Linked DNA regions of Homo sapiens: region 2 is linked to region 1. Evidence: chromatin loops called from intact Hi-C (ENCODE). Cell type or tissue: mammary epithelial cell. All regions are shown on one strand. Links, peaks and the distances in the headings refer to the core of each region. The heading gives the core; the rest is flanking DNA.

The links. Peaks named below come from ENCODE experiments on the same cell type or tissue, not always from the same donor. Only the 100,000 strongest peaks of a DNase experiment are listed, where the experiment ranks them.
Region 2: a loop joins it to region 1, with 6 times the contacts of the local background. A loop is called at or near these places in 2 of 110 quality-filtered maps.

The regions. Positions count from the first base shown.
Region 1 is chr4:154,680,856-154,692,737 of GRCh38, forward strand. The region is part of intron 2 of LOC124900169 (a long non-coding RNA gene); the gene reads left to right. Among named protein-coding and RNA genes, the nearest start is that of LRAT, 57 kb to the right of the region's middle. In mammary epithelial cell, for the core only: a CTCF peak has its summit at 6,166; no DNase peak of the experiment used is centred there.
Region 2 is chr4:154,736,424-154,748,305 of GRCh38, forward strand. LRAT (lecithin retinol acyltransferase) reads left to right here and starts at 7,577. Exons shown (of 3, transcript NM_004744.5): 1 at 7,577-7,799; 2 at 7,903-8,443. The coding sequence starts at 7,904. RefSeq lists enhancers at 5,390-5,903, 5,904-6,415, 6,416-6,928. In mammary epithelial cell, for the core only: a CTCF peak has its summit at 7,807; a DNase peak (open chromatin) is centred at 7,638; H3K4me3 peaks cover 4,683 bases; H3K27ac peaks cover 4,120 bases.

The sequences.
Region 1 (11,882 bases), core at 1,400-9,399:
CAAATCCATTCACTCACCTGCAGAACTAGATCACTGTTTCTTACCTCCTCTCTGTCCCCCTTCACGCACTCTGAACTGGTGGTTTTGCATCATATTTCACTAAGAAAATGAAAACAACAGAAGAGAATTTCTTCCTTCTCCCATCATCATCATATCTACAAACTTACCTGGATCTATGTCCGTGTAACTGCCTTCCTCTTTAAGCCCACATTTCTCCATTTTCTTTATCTTCACTGACCCGGAGATGAAATTTAGTATTTCTTGCAATTGTGAACCTAGATAGTCAAACCATAGGAATATTAGCTGTAGCTGTCCAATAAAAAAATCTACAGATATTTTCATCTCATTTCACTTCTTACAGATATCTTGAAATAAGTACGTGCATGACTTCTTTGAAGTAACTGTGGTTACTATGTTCACTGATTGATATCATTATTTAATGTGTTAATTAAAAGTATGTATTTTACTATAGAATAACTTTTAAAATATTTTGATGACATATTTTCTTATAATTTGTTTTCTTTTATACCAATTCTAGATACACCAAAAATATAAAAATGTTTTATTTTATGCATTTAAAATATTATTCAGGCGGGGCGCAGTGGCTCATGCCTATAATCCCAGCACTTTGGGAGGCCGAGGTGGGCGGATCATTAGGTCAGGAGATTGAGACCATCGTGGCTAACACGGTGAAACCCTGTCTCTACTAAAAAAAAAAAAAACTACAAAAAATTAGTCAGGTGTGGTGGTGGGCACCTGTAGTCCCAGCTACTTGGGAGGCTGAGGCAGGAGAATGGCATGAACAAGGGAGGTGGAGCTTGCAGTGAGCCAAGATTGCGCCACTGTACTACAGCCTGGGTGACACAGTAAGACTCCATCTCAAAAAAAAAAAAAAATTATTCAGAGAAGGAATCTGAGGGTTTTAACAGACTTTCAAAGGGATTCATGAAAGTCCATGCCTCCTTGAAGTATATTTTCTGCCACAACCTCCCTTTTCAGCTTCTAAATTGATGTATGCAACTGCCTACTCAACATTTCCTCTTGGATATCTAATTAGAACCTCAGATCTACCATGTCCAAAATCAAGCTCCCTATTCTTACCTACTCCCAAAACTTGTGCCTCTTACAGTCTTCCCCCCACCTCAGTAACAGGTGATTCCATTCTTCTAGTTGCTCAGACCAAAACCCATGGAATCACCCCTGACTCTTCTCTTTCACAAGCCACATCTGATCTAGTGGCAATTTTGTTGACTTTATCTTCAAAGTCAGTTCCACGCTATCCATACTGGTTCATTTGTTCAGTAGTCTCCTGATAGCACCCATTGCTTCCACTACTGCCTACCCTGCCCCCCAACACACGTATACACACCACACACAAACCTTGTGCTAAACCTCAGTCTAAATCCGTCTCCTCTCTTGCCTGGATTGCTGTAAAGGCTTTTTATTTTCCTACAGTCACTACCTTTGCGACATCCTGCAGCCTGTCTCCACACAGTGTCCAGAGTGACCTTGTGGCGGTGTCCCACTGCCAGTAGAGCAGAAAACAAACTCCTTCCATGGCCACAGAGCCCCCCTCAGAGGGACCATGCCCATCTCACTGAGTTCACCTCCCACCTCTCACCCCTAATTAGCTGCCTTCTTCCTCTTTGAACATGCCAAGCCCAGGTTTCTTGTTCTTGCTGCTGCCTCTTCTCCCTGGAAAGTGATGTTCTGACATCTCATGATTGGGCATCAGCTCAGATGCAACCTCCCCAGAGAGGCCAGCCTCCATCACCACAACTACAATAGTGCCTCCCCTAGTCACCCTCTGTCCTATTACCCTTCTTATTTTAGTCTGTAATTTATGACTTACTTGTTCATGTGTTTATTTCTTTCATCTAAAGTGTAAGTTCTCAGAGGGTAAGTTATTGTTGTAATCGCTACTGGCTTTCCAGCACTAAGAATCATCCTGGCTCATAGTAGGTGCTCAATACATTTGTGGTCAATGGATGGATGAACTAGGTGCCAACGATAGCAAAATACTATACAGAAGAATGTATCACTTAGACAGGCTAAAGCTCATTTAAAGGGAACTACATGGGTATATTCAAATACTGTTCCTCATTTGTCATGATTTGAATGCATAATTCTAAGCCCTTACTTTTTATATGATGGCTAACTCTTATAATAAAATACTTATGTTCAATTTACTATCCTGATGAATATTAGCTAATTTTCTTTATGGTCAGAGTTAAAAATTTAGAAAAAATCTCCAGGTAAACCAGGGATACATATTGGAAGACAAAAGATACTATTTTGTAATTAAACAATAAACTGAGTGAATGAGCTTTAAAAATAAATAATGTATCTTTATTTTAAAGGCCAACAATTTAACAAAAATTGAAATAATCTTTACAGTATAGGTTCTAGAATGAACAATGAAAACGTATCCATGCCGTCTTATTTTAGATACATAGACAATTGAATTGGTGCTGTGTACATACAAGAGGTTACTCTTAGATGTACATGTGTCATTATAATCAATGCCAAATATATAAAGACCATACCGGCTTGTATGTTTGGCTGTTTATAATGCTTTAAATACTAATTCATCTTTTTAATTTTCTTCTATGTATTTTGTTTGTGAACAATCATAATATTCCATGCGACCTAGATAACAGGAGTATGCAATGGTGACTTTGTTGGGAGTTTAAGCAGAGTTCAGTAGCTATAAAGGATTTCACTAATAGGAAAAGAATAAGACAAACTCTCTGTTGACCTTTGTTTCACATTAAAATGACCGAAGTTTAACACCAAAATGACAGCTGGTTAAAACAGCTTGAGATTTCAAAGTGCTTCAGTATATATAAATATTATGACTGATCCCATAAGTGTGTTGGAAGACACTTTAAGAAAGGTCCTTGGTTTAACAGTTTTCTACCTTCTCCCATTTTGGTTGAAGGGAAGTATCACTCAAAAAAAGTTTTTTGTCTTCTGAATTTAGAGAAATAGAATAATTTAAAACATGTAGCTGAACTCAACAGAACCAAGATTAGAAGGTTAATACTGTGGATGGAAATTACTACTTTGTGGAGAACCCTAAGCTTCAGATTCCTGTAGTTTGATAATACGATAGATACTTCTCTATATTAACTTTAGGTAATGAGTTGCCAATAGTATATATATTCTCTGTCTCTCTCTATATATATGTATAGAATACATTATTAAAATGTGTTTTTACCACTTCTTTTTCTGCAACAGAACATGTTAGGACAAGGCAATTTCTCAGGGATCAAAGGTACATCATGGCAAACTCATTCCTGCACTTTGGTCTCACGGTCTTTCAAAAGGTGTGTTCCTATCAAGCCTCAACTCTTTAAAATTATCTTGGCTTTACTACTGAAATTTAAATCAAGTTACTTTTTATCATAAACATTTTATAATAGTTACTTACAGTTTTCTGTTCAGTTTTCCATGGGCAAGGAAAACTTGGGATGACAGAGTAGAAAGAATAGGAAGCAAGAGTGATAAACAGAAGTCTGAATGATGTAATTTGTTATTAGAATAAATTATCAGCAGGACAGAGTTCAAGCAGAAGCTTTCCCATGAGGCATGTAACATTTCTAAAAGGCATCAACATCAATTGGTGAAGAATTAATTCAGAAAGTGGAGGTTGGCTAGGGTCATGTAATCAGAGAGTGAGTGCAGATTTGAGGGTGGAGGCTGCGCAGCTGGCAAAAGGCTGGGCCAGCTTCCCGCAGGCAGGTGAAGGGAACAAGAGGGAGATAGCATGTGTGGAAGAAGCTGGGAGGAATGATTTTCTTTACATGTTTACTTTCTAAGCTTTTAAAAGGCATGCACATAGTACAGATTCAAACAGACAACAGAAAATCGAATGAGAATTAAGTCAGCTTTTCACTCCAACTCCCAGTCGCTGATTCCCCTCCCAAGGGCCAACACTGTCTTGCAAATCCTTCCAGAGGTACTCTACGCATGGACAAGCATTTATGTGCAGTTCTTCCTTTTTTTTTTTTTTTTTTACCCAAAAAGTAGCATTCTATACAATGCTTCCACTTTTTACATAGGTGGCATGCAAGGCATACCATTCTACACTGTGCATTCCTAACCAAATAGAGTATAGACTTCATTCCTCTTAATTCCCTTTTAAGAGCCACATTATATGCAGATGTGCCTGTCTCCAGCTGATGGACATTTAAGGTATTTGGTCCTGGACAGAGAACTTGGAGGTTGTAGGACAGGAATAAGAGGGAGATAATTTTTAATGTATACTACTTTCTTGACTTTGATAATGTGTATGTAGTTTGCATATTCAAGGGGAAAAACATTCGAAGAGTCAAAATATAGTCACATGCCCCCTTTGCTTAACTACCTTCTGTAAATTTTTTTACTGTGAGGATAAACCCAGTCCAGACCTACATGGCCTGCTTGGGCGGGCCTGTCTGTCTCCCCAGAGCCTTTTGGGGACTTTGCCCTGGTCCCCACACTCCAGCCCATCTTTCAGTTCTTCTAACATGGACTCTTTTTCACCTCAGCAGTGAGAAAGCTCATGCACTTTTGTATTCTCCCTGCTCCCTGAACCGCTTATTTCCTTTACTTACTCTCTTTTTGGCCTGCAGGGAAAAGTTCTCCAATCTAAATTGGGTCCCCTTATTAGTTTCTGTCATAGAACGATGAAATTATTTATTGATATGTCTGGATTTTAGTCTTTGCTGTGGGTACCACTTTTTACTTCATTGGTCTGGGGTAGTGGGAGAAACATTTTGTTGAGATTCAAGAAATCTGAATTCTGATCCTACCACTGCATGGCATGACTGCGGCCTTCAGCAAATCACTTACCTTCCCTGGCTTCAATTTTCTTACCTGTAAAATGAGAAAAACAGACTGGTTGATTTCTAAGGCCCTATAATTTGTGGTATTAGAACACTGTGAATACATAGGATAAAGTGAAATACATATAAATGTTGAATGCTAGTATACTCTTTATATAACATGGAATGCATTTAAATATTGAATGCTTGTATAAAAGTATTTTATGTTACAAATGGATGTTTAATTTCTTTCTTCAGAGTTACATAACTTTATGATTATTCCTTACAGAATAGTTTCCTAATTTCTCCCCTAACTTTTACAAATGTGTCAAATCCACAGATACCCAGACAATATTCAAAGATAAACTTAATATACAGACTAGTATATTCTAATATGCCAATACCCAGACAACATTCAAAGATAAACTTAATATACAGACTAGTATATTCTAATATGCCAAACCCTAATTTTCTTATAATGCCCTCCTTGCAATATTTTTATAAGGCATTTATAATTTTTTATTATTGTGGATCCATATTAGTTGTACATATTGATGGGGTACGTGTGATATTTTGATACAAGCATGTAACATGTAATAATAAAATCAGGGTAGTTAGGATATTCATCACCACAAGCATTTATTATTTGTGTTAGGAACTTTCAATTCCATTCTTTTAGTTATTTTTAAATATACATTAAATTATTATTAACTATAGTTGCAGTATTGTGCTACTGAACACTAGATCTTATTTATTCTATCTAACTGTATTTTTGAACCCCCTAACCAACCACTCTTTATCTCCTGCCTCCCAACTACCCTTCCCAGGCTCTGGTAACTATCATTCTATTCTCTATCTCCATGAGTTCAATTTTTTTAACTCCCACATGAGTGAGAACATGCGATGTTTGTCTTTCAATGCCTGGCTTATTTTGCTTAACATAATGTCATCCAGTTTCATCCATGTTGCTACAAATGACAGGATTTTATTCTTTTTTACAGCTGAATAGTATTCCATTGCCTTCTTCCATTCATCTGCTTATGGACACCTAGGTTGATTCCATATCTTGGCTATTGTGAATAGTGCTGCAGTAAACATGGGTATGTAGATATAGCTTTGATATTCTGATTTCCTATTTTTGGATATGTACTTAGCAGTGGGATTGCAGGATCATAGGTAATTCTATTTTTAGATTTTTGAGGAACCTCTAAGCTATTCTCCTTAGTGGCTCTACTAATTTACCTTCCTACCAGCACTGCATGAGGGTTAAGGCATTCTTTCTATCTAGAGTCTATAATTTGAGTTATTAGCTCATACAGTTATTTCTCATTCTTGTTTTTTATTAAATTCTAGAACCACTAGAGGGTGTATATGTTCAGAGAGAACAAAAAGTTCATTTTTTTTCTACTCTCGACATAAAGAGCTCATGTGAAAAGTTTCTGTTTGAGGAAAAGACTAAAAATATCTGATTGCATTTTGGTTTTTGGAGCAATGGGAAATTCTCATCAAAAAAGCAACCAAAAAAAAAAAAAGACTTTTTGCAACACATTTTAAGATTTTTGTTTTCTGTTAAAATAGGTAATTCTACAAAGTGAATACTTAAATTGAAAGAATGTATCCAATAAATACTATTCAATTCAGTAAATGTGATGAAAATTGTCTGCCTTCTTAGCTCTTTCAGCTTTCTCGGCTCTAAGAATAATTTGCTCCCATTCCATAAGAATTTTTAATTGTAAAAGTATTCCTTCCTTTACTGATTCCTACTTAAAAATTCTGGACACTGTTTTAACTTGTATTTTCTGAAGAGCTAATAGTGCCTTATATTAGAAAATTAACCCTCTGTTATAATGGACTGCACAGGGTTATATTATAATAACTTAGCAAACTACTATATTGTGAGAAGGAAATTGCTTTGTGTATTCTTTTTTCTTCAGCTCTTGGTCTGACAGCAGCTGTTGAAGGGTGTCCAAAAGTATTTCTGATGATAAGCTAAAGTCAGTCTTTCACATCTAAGTCTTTCCCCTTAGATAGTTGGCTGGATAAAGGTGAGAGCAGGCAGGTGTAGGGGTTGGAGGCCTGTGGTTCTGGCACATCTTGTTTATTAACTCTCCTGAGCTCACTGGGGGTTCTATTTTTTTTTTTTTTAAGAGACAGGGTCTTGTTGTGTTGCCCAGGCTGAAGTGCAGCGGCTGCTCACAGATGCAGTCATTGCACACTACAGCCTCGAACTCCTGGGCTCAAGAGATCCTCCCACCTCTGCTTCCTGAGTAGCTGGGACTACAGGCATGCATGAACACACCTGGTTTTCTGTCATGATTCTTGAACATTAAGCTTGACTTATCTGAGAATCACCTGTATTGATCCTGGATAAATCAACAGGTTAATTGGTCCCTGGGGTTAAAGTTCTCATGAGATAAGTGGCTTTTCTAGCAAATAACATAATCGGGCTGAGCTAATCTATTTTTCCAACCACTAATGTACAAGTGGGAAAATCTGATTCAATGACAACTAAAGGTGGCTTATTTAGCATCATATAAAATTAGAGAAAGTTGATCAACTCACTTAGGTGAGTATTTCTTCTACCAGGATCCCTAGTTCAGACAGTTTCTCTGGGTGGTTCTTTTTGTTTCTAGTAAGTGAAGCAAACTCTTATACTTAAGTGAACTTTTCTTGCTGCTTTGTGTTCTATCCTTTTGAGATAAGATATGATATGTTTAGATTTCTGGATTCCAGTATGTATTGGCATCTGTTTAGTCAGGAATACATGGATTCTCTTTCCGTCTAAAAGTCAGATTAGGCAGAAAATGGCCTCAAAAGAGTTGTCTATCTTGTTTATTCCTTTCCCTCCAGAGCCCTGTATGAGAAGGGTCTCACACCCCCCGCACCACTCCTCCAGAACTGCCCAGGCAAGGTCCTCCATAACCTTCATTTTGCTTAATACTATGGTCTATTATTGTCATCATCTTAAATCCTGAGCATAATTTGACACAGTTGGGCACTCCTCCCCTCCTTTACGTACTTTCTCAACTTGGTTTCCAAGGCACTGCCTTTGCGTGGATGTCTTCTACCTCATTATCTGATCCTCCACCCCCTCCTTTTCCTGACTTCTATACATTGCGATGCCTCAAGACATGGCCCTTTTTCCTCTCTTCTTTGCTAGCTGCTGTCACTCCCTGGATGATCTGATCTTATTTTTTGCCTTTAAATACCACCTATATGCCAATGGCTCTCCAATTTATTCTTCCAGCTTCTATGTGTCCCTTGAACCCCAAGCTCATATACCAGCTGTGTACTTAGCAACTCCATCTGGGTGCCTGGTCAACATTTCAAACTTAACACGTCCCAAACTAAACTGCAATTCCACCCCCATCCAACCAGCTCCCTGCCTTTTCTCAGCAAATGGCAGCTCCAAGCCAAAAATCTTCCTGTTATCCCTGACTGCTCTTTTTTTTTTTTTTTCTCATGCCCTGGATACATGATAGCTGTGCCCGTATCTTCAAAATAAGCCAAGCATCTGACTACTTCTTATCACCTCCTCTCTTGCTACTCTGGTTCTAGCTGCCATCATCTCTGGCTTGAATGACTGTGATAATCTCTTAACTGGTATCCCTGTTTCTACTTCCCTACCATCACTCATTCTCAAAAGAGTGATTCGTTAAACATGTAAGCCAGGTGATATCATTCCTTTGTTGCAAATCCTCAGTATTACCTAGAATAAAAGCCAAAGTCCTTACAGTGATTTAGAAAGCTCTGCCCAGTCTCTGACCCTCTCCCAGGCACTCAGGCTCCTTCTGCCCTGCTGGCCTCTTTTTCCCAGCACCCATTGCCTTGAGGTCTGTATGTGCTCTTCCCTCCCACTCACATGCTCATCACCCCCTCCCTCACTTCAAATCTTAGCTAAAAGATCACATGTTCAAAGAGAACAACATGACTACCCTATTTAATAGTGCCTAACATCTAATGTTTCCTCTTCCCCTTCCCTTTCCAGCTTTATTTTTCTTGAGGGCACTTATCTTCATGTGACTTACTATCTACCGTACTTATTTTTTCTTTATTATCTGTATTCCCTCCCTTGCCATATTTAGTTAGTTTATGTTCATTGTTGTAACCCTAACACTGGAGGAGCTCCTGCCCTATAGCTGGCCCTTAATAGATCTTTGTAACATTAATGTATGATTAAGAAAATGTTTGTGATCAGACATGGTGGCTCACACCTATTATCCTAGCACTTTGGGAAGCCAAGGCAGGAGGATTGCTTAAGGCCAGGAGTTTGAAACCAGCCAGGGCAACATAGTGAGACCCAGTCTCTACAAAAATAATAATAATAATAATACAAAAAAAATTTGCCAAGCATAGTGGCGTGTACCTGTAGTGCTAGCTACCTGGAAGTCTCAGGTGGGAGGGTCACCTGAGCCCAGGAGTTTGAGGCTGCAGTAAACTATGATTACACCACTGTACTCCAGCCTGGCAACTGAGTGAGACCCTGTCTCTTAAAAAAGAAAGAGTTTGTGTTACTGGATACCCTGATTGGGTGGGATGGAAGCACATTACATCTGTGTTAGAGTCCAAACTATAATATGTGAAGTTTTCCTTTATATGTTTGGCTGACTATTCAACAAATATTAATTGAGCATCTACTCTGTGCCAGGCACTTTGCTTGGCATTAAGGATAGAGCCGTGAGCAAAACAGGTCTCCATGCTTTTAGGAGCTCATGAATGTTCCTCCATTGAAAAATTTATTTTGCAATATTTAATATATAAAAATACATTAAAAACATATTCTTTATATCAAAAACATATAAAGAATAATGAATTCTTGTATGCCGTCCTTACCCATGAAGAAATGAAACATTACCATTGCAGGTAAGCCTCCATTTCCTCCCTTGCTGCCATAGGTAACTGCTAACCTGAATTTTTTATTTATCAATCTCATGCATTTTAAAAATGTGTTTGCTACATATGGATCCCTGAACCACATATAGTACTATTTTATGTTTAAATGCTGTAAAAGTGCAGGTCTGCTTTTTGCTTTGTTCACTCATTGTTATTTATGAGATTCATTTGTGTTGATACACATAAGCTTTCCTTTTCATTGCTGTGTAATATCTCACTTACTCATGCATTTCCCTGTACCCTGCCACCTTACTTATCCATTCCTCCATGTCCCCTGCTTCTTAAAAGGGGAATGGATAAGTGAGATATTTGTAGGTTGTTTCCAGTTTTTTGATACCATAAATATTGTTGCCAAAGATATCCAAAAGAACTTTCTGCAATGATGAAAACGTCCTATATCTGCACTCAACAAGACTGTTGCCACTCACCACATGTGGCTATGGAGCACTTGAAATGTAGCTAGTGTGACTGAAGAATCACATTCTTAGTCTGTTTAGTTTTAATTAGTGAGATTGATAACTATCGTATTGGAGAACACAATTCTACCTAGTGTTATCTTTGGGTACATATGTGAATTAATCTTGGGCTGTAGTTCTTACCACAATCAGACCTGATGTACTCTTTTATTAATAAATATTTTGTATCATCCCACTTACTATCTTGAAATGAAATTCATAACTTATCTGCACACATTTTAAAAAATCATTGCAATACACTTTCTATGATATAAACTAAAAATGTAAGAACAGTAATTTTAATAAAATAATATTTATTTCAATATGTCAGTAACCACAAATACACTCCACTACATTAGGAGACATGATGAAGCAGTTCACAGATGCAGAGTCATAGAAGATTGTGAGACTGGTAACTCAAGCACTGCAAGTGATGCAACTATTGGTAATGTGAAGAACTCTTGGTAACATTCTGAACAAAACACAATTCAGGCTGCCTTTATCTAGTAGTTGCATCTCTGAAAAATTTGGTATACAATAAGACCTTACAGAGTACTTATCATTTATATCTAAAACAGGGTTACGTTATACTCTTAGATAATTATAATCGGGTTTCCCACCTATATAAATGTTCTACTAGACCTTCTAAAGTCATGAAGGACCCAGCACAATTCTTTTTTGAATGAAACCATCCAAATTTCAGGACATACAAGATATCTGGCCCTTACCTACTAAATGGCAGTAACACATACACACACACACACACACACACACACACACACACACACCCTCCATCACTATTATAAGCAGACCTGCCTCCCAGGTGTGGCACTAGTTCTGTTGAGACCCATTGGTCTATGGTACATACCCAGCAGCAAAACCACTGTCTCTTAAGATATGATCTTCTTCAACTTTACCGAATATGAGTTTGTTCTCCCAGTTACTCCAAAGTTTTCCAAAGGGTTTAGACCAATTTACATTCCCACTGCAAGCATATACAATGTATCATTTCTCTAAATATATGCAGTTTTTACCTCGAAAGTGACACTTTTCCTAGGTTATAGTTTTGCTGATCTCAACAGTTGGCTGTTAAAAAACGTAACTTACCTATGTTCTATAATAACTCTTTGTACATCTCCCTCCAAAGTAGGACATCCCACTTTTTTAAGTAAACGCAGAATAGCATGCCTGCTAACCTGAATGTGGGTATAGTCTCTTCCACCATTTTTCCCATTGTTGCTATGGCCCTAGAAGACCTAAATTCTAGCTCCTCTTCACTAACCCCAGGGACACCTATCTCCATCTCCTTCCACCTCCCTTCAGATTTCACAGGGATCTGATGGAGGTCCGCTGGTCCTTCAAGGCACTAAAACACCTTGAAATCTGAATCCCTAGTTTCATAGAGCAGATGCAGAGTGAGGTAAATGGAGCCAAGTCCATTACTATTAGAGGAGTCATAACAACCTGACCTTTACACTTCTGATTATAGCTGTAAAGCAGTTATTGCCACCATAATGGCAAAATTCTCCACAGCTCAGTGGCTCACAATAGCAAGCACTTATTCTGACACTCACAGGCAACTTCAGCTGGGCTGATGGAGGTTCAGCCAGGCTGGGCAGCTCTGCTTCAAGTTGCACGTTGGCTGGTTTTGGTTCTAGGTTTTGGGTTGGGTTTGGGTCACCTCCTCATTTTTTATTCTGCAACTTAGGATGATGGGGCAGAGGCC
Region 2 (11,882 bases), core at 3,705-11,704, 58 kb after region 1:
GTGATTTCTGGTTTAAACTGCTATGTAGATTAAAAACTTTATAGGTTTTTAATTTATCTTTAAAGAAAAAGGTTGGGTTGGCACTGTGGCTCACGCCTGTAATCCCAGCACTTTTGGAGGCCGAGGCAGGCGGATCACAAGGTCAAGAGATTGAGGCCATCCTGGCCAACATGGTGAAACCCTGTCTCTACTAAAAATACGAAAATTAGCTGGGCATGGTGGCGTATGCCTGTAGTCCCAGCTACACGGGAAGCTGAGGCAGGAGAATTGCTTGAACCCAGAAGGCAGATGTTGCAGTGAGCCGAGATCATGCCACTGCCCTCCAGCCTGGTGGCAGAGTGAGACTCCATCAAAAAAAAAAAAGAAAGAAAGAAAAGGTTACTGAATTTTAAAAAATTAATCCTATGTGATCCAATTTCAGTTCCACTCACATTCTTTATGAGTAAAGTCTGGATGTTAATAAAATGAAAGTAATTCTACGTAATCTGACTTAAAGGCAAGTCACTGTAGAGGGAAACCAGGATAAAAATAAGTGTACTTAAGTCAAGTGTGTAGTTTGTACCTACAGAGGCAAACACAGGCAGCTTGGTTCTTAAGAGAGCTGCCCACTTGGAGTTCTCCCAATTAAGAAGTTGGAGACAAAAATCCATTTTTTTTTCTATAGTTGTATGAGACTTTTAGGTATGAATCAGCTTCAGTTGAACTACATTGAATTTTTAGCATGGTGTGAGATAAGAGTATATTTATAACACTGTAGGATGACTATAGTTAATAATATTATGTAGTTTCAAATAGCTAGAAGGAGGATGTTGAGTGTTCTCAACACAAATAAATGATAAATGTTTGAGATGATGGATATGCTAATTACCCTGATCTGATCACTATGCATGATATGTATCAAAACATCACTATGTACCCCATGATACTGTACAATTGTTACTTTGAACTAAAAAATTTTTAAACATTTGAAAAAGTAAATGTAACTACAAAAGACCAGAATGGTACACTGACCTTTCAGATTAACTTTAGATATTAGACATTGTATTTTCAAAAAACATATCAACAATAAGTATTGCTACAAATCATTGATGAGATAGTGTGCCTATGTCACTTAAAATTTCTCTGCAATTGAAGATACATTATTAAAGGAGCCATTGATTTTCAACACCAATTGCTGCCAAACTCCTGCTCAATCTCTTCTTGTTTTGCTATGGAATTACTCCTTTACTGCAGTATGAATGACTTCTTTTTTCCTTTTAAAACAGTTATTATGGATCCTATTAGGTTTTCTAAGTACTAGACAGTGATTGATCTTCTTTTTCTTATAATTACTCCCCTGAAAATTGACTAGCAGTTAAGACACTCTGAAGGGCCTGAGTAATTTGATTTTTGTAGGCCCGGTGCTCCATGAACCCTTGGAGGGGTTTAGAGAGCATCTCATTCCAGTCTAGCACAGGCAGGACACTATACACATGAGGGCTCTGAGGCCTCAAGAGGGTCAGCAATCTCACAGAGCATCAGATATGAGTATTTAAAGCAAAGCATGACATTAAAAGTTATTTGTCTTCATGTCTCTAAAATGTCTACCTATTTAGGATTTTTGAAATATAATAGCAACATTCATTGCTGCTGTGGTAGTTGGTAGTACTGATGCTTCTCAATGCTGGTCTGTTTGATGATAGCAATACCCAATTTCTCAGTACATTTCCTATATGAATACAGTGGCACTGCAGCTTTCTTCTGAATTTCTGAATACGTAGCCAAAGGCTATAGTCATATTTCCTTTTGTTAACAATCCTGGGTCATCCAATATTCATATCTATTATTGTCTCATAATAATAAATTAGGATCTAAAGCAAACAAGATTAACTTATAAAGTAGCTGCTATATTTCTTCCAAGTGACTCAGAAGTAACATGCCTTGCTGTTTATTGTTTCTATTTAAAAGTGGAATATGCTTTATGTTTTGTGGGCATATCAAATGTTTTACTCATTTCTTGATATCATTTTATCATTTCTGAAATAGACATTTGGGGTGTTTTCTGCTTTGTGAGAGGCATTTTTGAACAAATGCCAGGTTTTAGTCTTTGTTTTTATGATTATAAACCACTTCATTGGTGAACAGCCAGAGGAGCTGAGCTCTCAGAAAGCTCCCAAATCTCCTGAGTGTGAGTCTCTGTGTGCTGGCTGCATACTGACTGTGTCCATTTTACTCAACTCCAAAACACTTGCCTGCTTCCTGCTCACCCCTGTGGCTCTGTGCCAGTCCTCAGAACGTGTTTGTGAGTAAAGGTATGTCCTTTGTCTACACTGCATTCTTGGATGACTGTGCTGTCAAACGAGAAATGGAAAAGCCCCTCTGCCTTACTTTGTTTCTCTGAATAATACAAATATTGCAGATGATGCATCACATTATGAATTTTCATAGAATACTGCAATGTATTTGATTCTGTTTAATTCTCAAAATAGCCCTCTGGATATTATTTCCATTTTAGAAAGACGGAATTGAGGCTCAGAGGTGGCAAGTGACTTGTCTGAGATTATTTTGTTGTAAATGGCACTTCCAGGCCCTTAACTCAGGATTTCTGCCTTTCTGCCTCCTACCTCTGCATCACAGCTGCCTCAACCTGTTGTTAATTTTATATTAAGCTGTATTAATTGGGGCTAGGAGTCTTCATAATGCTAAATGTAAATTCTTTGTTTTGTTCAATGTTCTTATTTTATGGTTGGCAAACAAAAACAACAAAACAGCATTGACAACAACAACAGAAACAACCAACTGAAGCTGCAGCTTTTAATCTTTCTAAAGACAATAGGCTAAAGTGAGGTCCTCATAATAAGATGCTAGTCACCAGGAAGGAAGCCAGGGAAAATCTCCTCCCAGGGGGTAATTGATCCCTATTGGCCTAACACTGCATGTAGCACTGAGTTAGGAGGCTCCATGGAGAAGTGTCTGCTTCTTTTCCTCTGCTGTCAGAACAAAGTTCACAAACAACTTTGTTTTCCCCACACCTTTGGAGTTAGCTAGTTAGGGCCCCTATTTATGTCCAGGGGACCAGACCTGGACATTTGTAAAAGAACTGAATATAGATGGATAGCTAAGAAAAAAACAAATGTTAAGATTATCATTATTTATAGCCCAATGATTTAGTAATCTAAAAAAATCCAAGAACAACAAAATAATCCCTAAGAAGGACAAGAATTTTAAAACATGCAGTTTAGAAAACCAAATTTCTCAGGCCTAGAGCTCAAGTAAAAGAAAATCTGAGATAATGAAGTCTGGAACACTGGGCCTGCATTCTGCTCCTGACTCTGTGCCCTTGGGTAAGACATTGAACTTCCCCACCCCAGATTCATCCTACACCCTAAGGAGGGTGTAGGATTTTGTAGCCTTCCTAGTGATGGCATACTATTAATCAGAACCTTAACCAGCTCTATTCTCACTATCCCAGTAAAATGATGTTAAAAATTAGACCTCGTGACATGAGAGAAGAGGGGAAATTAATTACAGATTACAAAGAAATTGTGGGATCTAAGTTTAGGGTGAGGTGTTTTATTGAACCTCTAGGGTTGGTCATAGCACCTGCCATATAGCAGGTATTCAATAAATGATGTGTAATGGGTGGTTAGACTGATGGAAAGGCAGGCCTTCCCAGTGACGGTAAAGGACCTGGGGCAAAAGAGACCTGTGGTTGAGTCCTGATCCCCACACATTAGCACACTGACTAGACGAAGTTATAAGCTTCAATTTCTTCCTGTGTAAAATGGAGATAATACCTCATAGGGTTATGAGGATTAAATAAGAAAATGCTTAGTTCAGTGCCTAATACACAGGAAGCACACCGTAAATATTAGTTATTATTATTACTAATACTGTGATCATATCTTCCATCCAAAGACTTCTCTGAGGAGCAGGGGGCATCCAGAGATAAAAAGCCTGCAGGTGGGAAATCTGTTAGCCTTCTAGGGCGTTAGGTTTCTGTGGAACTCTGCACCTCTTCCCTGTCCTAGTTCTTAAGAACAGAAACTCTCCAGGGACCTCTGGTGAGGTAGCCGTGGGAAGATGAGGTGCAGAAGTAAGCTGGGACCTGTGAGCCTCAATTTCGGCCTCTTCTGCGCTGAGACCCAAGCGGATCTTGCTTGGCCTGTATGCGTTACTGGGGGAAATGGACGTGGGCCTGAGCGCGGCAGGTGCGAGGGCGCTGCCCCGGGGCCGACCACCCTGCGGGGACACTGTAGCTGTCATTCCTTCTTCTGCAGGCGGGTAGGGGAAGCGGTGGCCAAAGTGGGAGTCGACCGCTCAGCACAGTCTGTCTGAGTGTTGACCAGGAAAGTCCAGGCTCTTTCTAAATCTCGCCGCCAGACCTGGTGACGCATTCGCATGTATTTAAGGCGTTTGCACGCAGAACGTTATCACAGAATGTAGCCACCTTTCTTAACGGTCCGGGAAACCAGAGGTCTCTCCAGCTACTCAGGGTAGAGGAATTTCTCCTATCTCCATGTGACATCTTCTGATTTAGAAGAACTAATGTTAGATTTCTCTTGGGCCTTTCCACCTACAGCTATAGTCTTCCCTTTGTTTAGCTAAAATTGAGGCAGGTAGGAAAATATTATTGGGGGCATAAGCCTATTAGTGTGTAAACGTATTTTTATGAAGTGTGCCTCCAGGGAGCCATTAAAAACTGACCTCTCAACCACAGAAATAGATGAGATTTTGAGAACATTGAGAAGCTGCCTTTTGCAAAGTAAATTTGCAATGGTCCTTGACGAAGGGGGGTCGGGGGCGGGGAGAAGTCCAGCCGAGAGAGGAGCTCATTCCACGCTATATTTTTGCAGTTGAAAAGCTGCCTAATCATCGCTAACCGCTTCCCGCATAAGAGTTCTGGGAAGACTTCAGAAACAAGGCAAATGAAGACTTTTCACTGCCTCCTTCGGGCTGTCGCTTCCGGAAGCCGAAGTCCTAGCACGCAGAGCAGCAGGAGAGGGTTACTTTCAGGCAATTCCACTGAGCAAAATAAATCACTTAATGGCATAACGTTCTGGCTTAAAAAATTGGAATTTATCAGAGGCAAAAATATCCTTCAAGAAACTATGGACACTCCGCGCCCTATTCATTTCCATGGCAGCAGAGTATCTGCATCTTGAGCCACCTATACAGATTCATGCCTCGTATCGCTCTCACCTCCTTTCTTTTTGAAGTAAAGCCCTTTCCCAAGAAGGCGGCCAGAAAGTGGACCCCACCGGGGGAAAAAGAAAAATGAAACGCAAATCAGCTTGGCACTGCTTGCGTCTTCCAAAACGCGGTGGGACAAGGCTATTGAGTCTATAGCTAATTCTTTCATGTATATAAAATGTATACATATGTATATATTTTTATATACATAAAAGAATTCATATATATGTATATAGCTATGTGGAGCCCTGAAGCAATTCTCCATGCTTTTGTCTCCCTCAAGTTCCCCAGGTGGAGGCAGTCATAAGCATTATAAGCCGCCTTAGTGACCACCAGGGACGGAAACCGTTAATTATCACGTTTCCTTTCATCTCCAGGGGCCCTTTGGCCCGTGACACAAGAGGCTTCGGTATTGGCGCTTTCCCAGAACTGGCCCAGAGGAGCCAGTTCAGAGTGTGAGGTCGGGTCTGCATTGAACGTACACACCGAGGTCTATCAGACTCCCCCGATTTTAGCGAAGGGTGCTGACTGCTGTGCTGCTAGAGGCTAGCAAGCTCCCTGTGCGCAGCTGATGAGTTTCAGCAACTCGCCACCTGGGCGCTTTTCTTTAAATTTTGGGAGTAAACTGGGAAAATAAAAAAATCTCCACGTCCACTGGCTCTCTCCCCTTCTCCAACTTCCTCTTTCGACTCGTTTGTGGGAGTTTTCTCCTCTTTGCTGGGACTATAATGTGATGCGCAATCGTTTGTGAATGAACAAAAGTCACCGGCAAGCAGGGAGACGGGGACAGATCGCTGACGGCAGATTGAGGGTGGCAGCAAAGGCCCGGCCTCCAAGGATAATGGGGAGCCGTTTTCCCTCACGCCTGGTCTCTATGGCCCCCTTCGTCTTCCAGGTAAAATGAATGTTCCTTCATCCATCATCCGCAGAGTACCCTCAGGCGTGCGTAGAATCTGCTGATGAAACCTATTAGCGCCGACTGGGCAGCTTTGTGGAGCCACCCGAGGCTCTCCATTGTGGCCTTTGTCTGCAGAATTTAAGCATTTACATAATGCATTAGCACGGAACTCAGCACCCGGTGGGGACATCGCGTGCCAAGCCTGGCGCGGCCAACGCTTCAGCGGCTCCCTCACCCGGCAGCTCCCTAGGACCACCCTCGAGGAGGCATTGGAGTCGGGCTGCAGGCGCACGGGCAAAGAACTTAGCATCTCATCCAAGTACTTCGCCTTCCTTGGCCGTCTCCGGGAGGTTATGCTTAAAAACATAAAAATAAAAATAAAAATAAAAATAAAGGGAGGCGGACAAAGTTTCGGTGGGTGAACTGAAGCTGGGTCCATGTGACCCTGAAGCCGGAGAAATAAACTTAACATGAATCTTGCTTTCCTGGCGGGCGTTGGGACCCCGCCGTTTTTCATGCCAACCGTTGGAAGCTTCGTACTCAACGGCCACAGGTGCCTAGGAGCGCAGAGAGGCCTCGGGTTCAAATCACCGGCGCGCAGGGACTGGACTCGCGGGTAGCGACCCCCCCAACCCCCCCCCCCCCGCCCTACACACACACCCTCGCGCCGGCTGAAAGCATGGAGGATTCAGGGCATTTGAAAAAAGAGGGGCTGGGCGCGGTGGCTCACGCCTGTAATCCCAGCGGTTTGGGAGGTCCAGAAGGGCGGATCACTTGAGGTCAGGAGTTCGAGACCAGCCTGGCCAACACCAGCCTGGCCAACATGGTGAGACCCCGTGTCTACTAAAAATACAAAAATTAGCCAGGCGTGGTGCCTGTAATATCAGCTACTTGGGAGGCTGAGGCACGAGAATCGCTTGAACCTGGGAGGCGGAGGTTGCAGTGAGCCCAGATCGCGCCACCGCCCTCCTGCTCTGGGTGATAGAGCAAGGCACTGTCTCAAAACAAAACAAAACAAAACGAAAGATTCGGTCAGGAAAGAATCTGCAGGCATTCGAGGCGCTCGCACTTTGCAAAGTAAATGCAATCTCTTTATTAAGCCGAAGTCCCTCATATCTATCCTTTTAGAGGAAGGTGGTCCAACTCAGAAATCTCTCCCAAGAGGACTTTCCACCGAAGACTACCGCGAAGTGCCAGGAACTCGCCCCAGTCCCGACAGGTGCAGGACCTTTCGTGCCGCCACACCTTGGGACTCTACCTCCCTAAATAGGCCACTTAAAAGCCAGTAGTGCAACCGGGATCCCGCGGCGATAAAGAATCACTGTGCAGAACCCTGGAGCTGGGAGTCGGCCCGCCCCCCTCCCAAAGAAACCGGGATCCCGCGTCCTCCCCGCCGCTAGCGCAGCGCGCCAGCGGCGCCCAATCAGTGAGCTTTCCGGGTCTGTGACGGCCTTCGGCTCCGCCCCCTCGACGGCCATAAAAAGTCGCAGCGAAGCCTGCACCTCCGAGCACCGCGCGCGGCCCTGCCCCCGGCACGGCCCCCAGGTGCGCTCCTTCTCCGGCTGCTTGTAGCACTGGTCTCACTGTCCCCGCCGTCAGCCACCGGTTCCTTATCCGTCTCATTCCCCATTGTGGCTTGGCTGAGCCGGTCGCCAGGCCTCGCTGTCCTCCTTTGCCTTCCTCTCTCCTCAGCGGCCGTACTTTGCGCCGTACCTCACCTGGCCTGCAGGTGAGCAGCAGCGCAGCACCCCTGCCCGGCGAGCTTAACTTGCCCAGCCCGGCCCCTGCCGGAGTGGCACCGGCACCTCTCCAAGACGCCCTCTTCCCTGCAGGATGAAGAACCCCATGCTGGAGGTGGTGTCTTTACTACTGGAGAAGCTGCTCCTCATCTCCAACTTCACGCTCTTTAGTTCGGGCGCCGCGGGCGAAGACAAAGGGAGGAACAGTTTTTATGAAACCAGCTCTTTCCACCGAGGCGACGTGCTGGAGGTGCCCCGGACCCACCTGACCCACTATGGCATCTACCTAGGAGACAACCGTGTTGCCCACATGATGCCCGACATCCTGTTGGCCCTGACAGACGACATGGGGCGCACGCAGAAGGTGGTCTCCAACAAGCGTCTCATCCTGGGCGTTATTGTCAAAGTGGCCAGCATCCGCGTGGACACAGTGGAGGACTTCGCCTACGGAGCTAACATCCTGGTCAATCACCTGGACGAGTCCCTCCAGAAAAAGGCACTGCTCAACGAGGAGGTGGCGCGGAGGGCTGAAAAGCTGCTGGGCTTTACCCCCTACAGCCTGCTGTGGAACAACTGCGAGCACTTCGTGACCTACTGCAGATATGGCACCCCGATCAGTCCCCAGTCCGACAAGGTATGATGTGTGACTCCCAGGGGAAGTGGGCTCCGCGGAGATGCCCCCTCCCATCCCTGACCTTTTCTCTTCCCCGCGAGTAGGGATCTAATTCCTGGACACCTCCCCTACCACTTCCATACCATCCTTTTTCTTTTTCCTTTTTTTTTTTTTTTTTTTTTTTTTTTTTTGAGACGGAGTCTCGCTCTGTTGCTCAGGCTGGAGTGCAGTGGCGCGATCTCCACTCACTGCAAACTCCGCCTCCAGAGTTCACGCCATTCTCCTGCCTCAGCCTCCTGAGTAGCTGGGACTACAGGCACCCGCCACCACGCCCGGCTAATTTATTTTTGTATTTTTAGTAGAGATGGGGTTTCACCGTATTAGCAAGGATGGTCCCGATCTCCTGACCTCGTGATCCTCCCGCCTCAGCATCCCAAAGTGCTGGGATTACAGGCGTGAGCCACCGTGCCCGGCCTTCCATAACATTCTTAAAGTTCTAGATTAAGTAAGGAAAGTTCTGGTGTTCCTAAGGTAGGCTAAGTAAATAAGCAAATGGCAACGTGCCTTGCAGGATATCTCGAAATGCTTAGAGAAAGGATGTGGCAATGCAGGACCGCTTCCAGAGATTCCAGAGCTGCCCAGTATTGCTGCAGAAGTCATCAGGTGTCCACCCACAGTGTAGTTCAAACGACAAAGGGCAAGTGACTGGGGGTGGGGGATACAAGGAATCAGTCACCGCTGCTTGCAACTTTAACCAAGAATTTCACTTGAAAGGAAGAGGTCCAGAGTTTATATTTAATCCATAACACTATAAACAAAGTGTGTGCCTTTAAAATAAGGAACCATGCAGTTTTCTCCCTTTGAAAGCTGCATAGAGGGATTTTTCATTGCTTGCTATAAGCTATCAAAATTCCCAGTAAGAGGGCCCCCCTGGTAGTTCCCTTATTCTTTGTGTTGGTGCTTCAGAGTTGTATTTTCCATGGTATTCTGAATTCTTTCTGGGTTGGCTTTGATCCTCATCTAGACTTCATTGTTAAGCATCCTTTACCCATTAGCCCTGAAGGTAGATTACATTGTTTATGGGTTCCCCAGAGATCAATACAATTAGTTTTCAAGAAGAGATGTTAAACATTGGAAGGTAATTTTTATGAGTATTTTGAAAAAATACTCATGATTATTAAATTAGCCACAAATCCAAAGGGAAAAATGGATTTTTATTTCCTTTTAAAACCTCTTAACTTTTAAAAATAGTTAAGATTTTAAGCCTGAAACTTCACTTACAATTGGAAACTTTCTCAGCCTTCATTGCACTTGTTAAAGAAGTCATTGTTAATGTTCAGTCTTTATAATGGAAACCTGGGCAATAACATATGAGCTTTAGTGTTACTCTTCATGTTTAGATATTTTTGGGACCAGAAAAAGCTAAGTCAGTTTTTTTCATGTAACCAGTTTTTAATTGCTCCACATCTTGGTTAATTTTTTTGACCCATTTGGGAACATCTTTCTCTATCCTCTGTGGGAGAGCATGGAAGTATTTTGCTTTTATAGATCGGTGTATGAAACTCCTTATAGATTTTATAGAGCCACAAAAGACTCAATCTAGGAATTCTTTTCCAAGTAAAATAAAAATACAGTTAGAGCACTGTGCAGCGATTCAAGAATCACAGCTCTAGTCCAGGCCTGTTTAGAAATGAACTCCACCACATTTACAAACACGGGCTCCCAAAGTGTACAAAAGGAAACATGTCAGATTTACTTAGGAACCAAGCAAATCATTTCTCTAAGGAAAAACAGTATTTCTATCAGGTAATTAGGAGTTACCCTTTCATGGAACACATATAGCGCTGCATTATATATTTCTACAGAAAAACAGTAACTAGTGCTTTTGTAAGGTAGTAAAATATTTAATCTGCATAAATAACTAGTTGGAGTAGTTTTTCATCTTTGGAAACTTTGTTAGGGTCTACAGAAGTAGAGAAGTGTTTTAATTGCTGTTGCTGCATAGCACCTCTTGTGAAACTGAGTTTTGTCTTCACTTTGAATGGTCTAACAAACAATTTGGCCACAGAGTAGATTTCCCGGGGGAAAAAAAAAAGTTTTCATCCCAAATTTCCTAATTCTACAAACTGTTTTTGAACATGCACTGAGAGAAGTAGGTCATTAATACTGAAGGAAGGACTGGTTTCTACTTTTTAGAAACATAAGAAATTATTTGATTCTGGGTCTGATTGCTGAGTTCTCCATATATGCAACTAATATTAACATGAGAGTTACAAAGTTGCCTCTTACTTAAATTTGAGTTAATAAAAACTCTCAAGAACACACTACCCCTAAGGAAAACACTGCAATTAGTTTGCAAATGAATGAACTGGAAAAGAACATTTACTCCTTTGTGGTAACACTCTATTTTACAAGTTTAGAAGTCATAAAATAATGGGATTTTTATAATACTGTTGACAATCAGTATTTTGTAAACTAAAAATTCCTTTGGTTAATAACTATTACTATTCCTTATGCTTTTTCTACTATGATTTTTTTTTACTTTGTTAATACTGCTCTTTCATTGCCAAAAATGATTGCAAATGCCCCTTTTAATTTGTGTGGATTGAGTGCTCACAAGAGTGTTCCTACAGACTTATTGACCCCTTCTAGAAATTTCCTACTGTTGAGCACCACTAAAGATGCCTGCTGGTCTGCTGACCAAGTGAACAGGAACAGGGTATTAGACATGAGTTGCTTTTTGAGAAAAATCTGCTTTTGTGGGAAATACAGTCGAAAATGATTCTGATTGACTTAATTATAAATTACCAAGGAAAAAAATAAGGATAACTGTATTTACAACTTAGTCATTTACAAAAATATGTCTTCCATCAACCTCCTTTTCTCCTTGTCCTGAAAACTTCAATTTGATCTTTACCATCTTAAAATAGTATACTTCTCAATGCCTTGCTAGTTTATTAAAAAAGGACAAATAGTATGTCTGATAGAAAAATAGGCCAACATCTAGATAAGTTTCACACTTGTTTAGGTAATTGTGTAAAAGTATGGATAGAGATAACCATACTGTCAAAGTGGTGTATTAAAACATATTGAACTTGTTCATTCTATCACTTAATAATTTGGAAACCTAGCTGCCCAGTACCATGTAAGCCACTGTAGAAAACCCTAAAAGAACATAAAATGCCATGTCTAGAAACAGAGCTTAAAATTAGTATGAATAGCAAAACCCATATAGAAATGACTGACAATCACTGCATTCTGGCATCAACGGCAATATGGTAGAGATAACTGTCAACAAATAGAGTACTAATAATAATCACTGTAATACCTTATGTTTATACAGCACGTAGAAGAATACAGAGGACTTGTGCATCAAACATCTCAGTTAATCCTCAGAACAATTTGAGTGTTCCCATTTGACTACTTGAGGTGACATAGCCAATAAGAGCTGGAGCCAGGA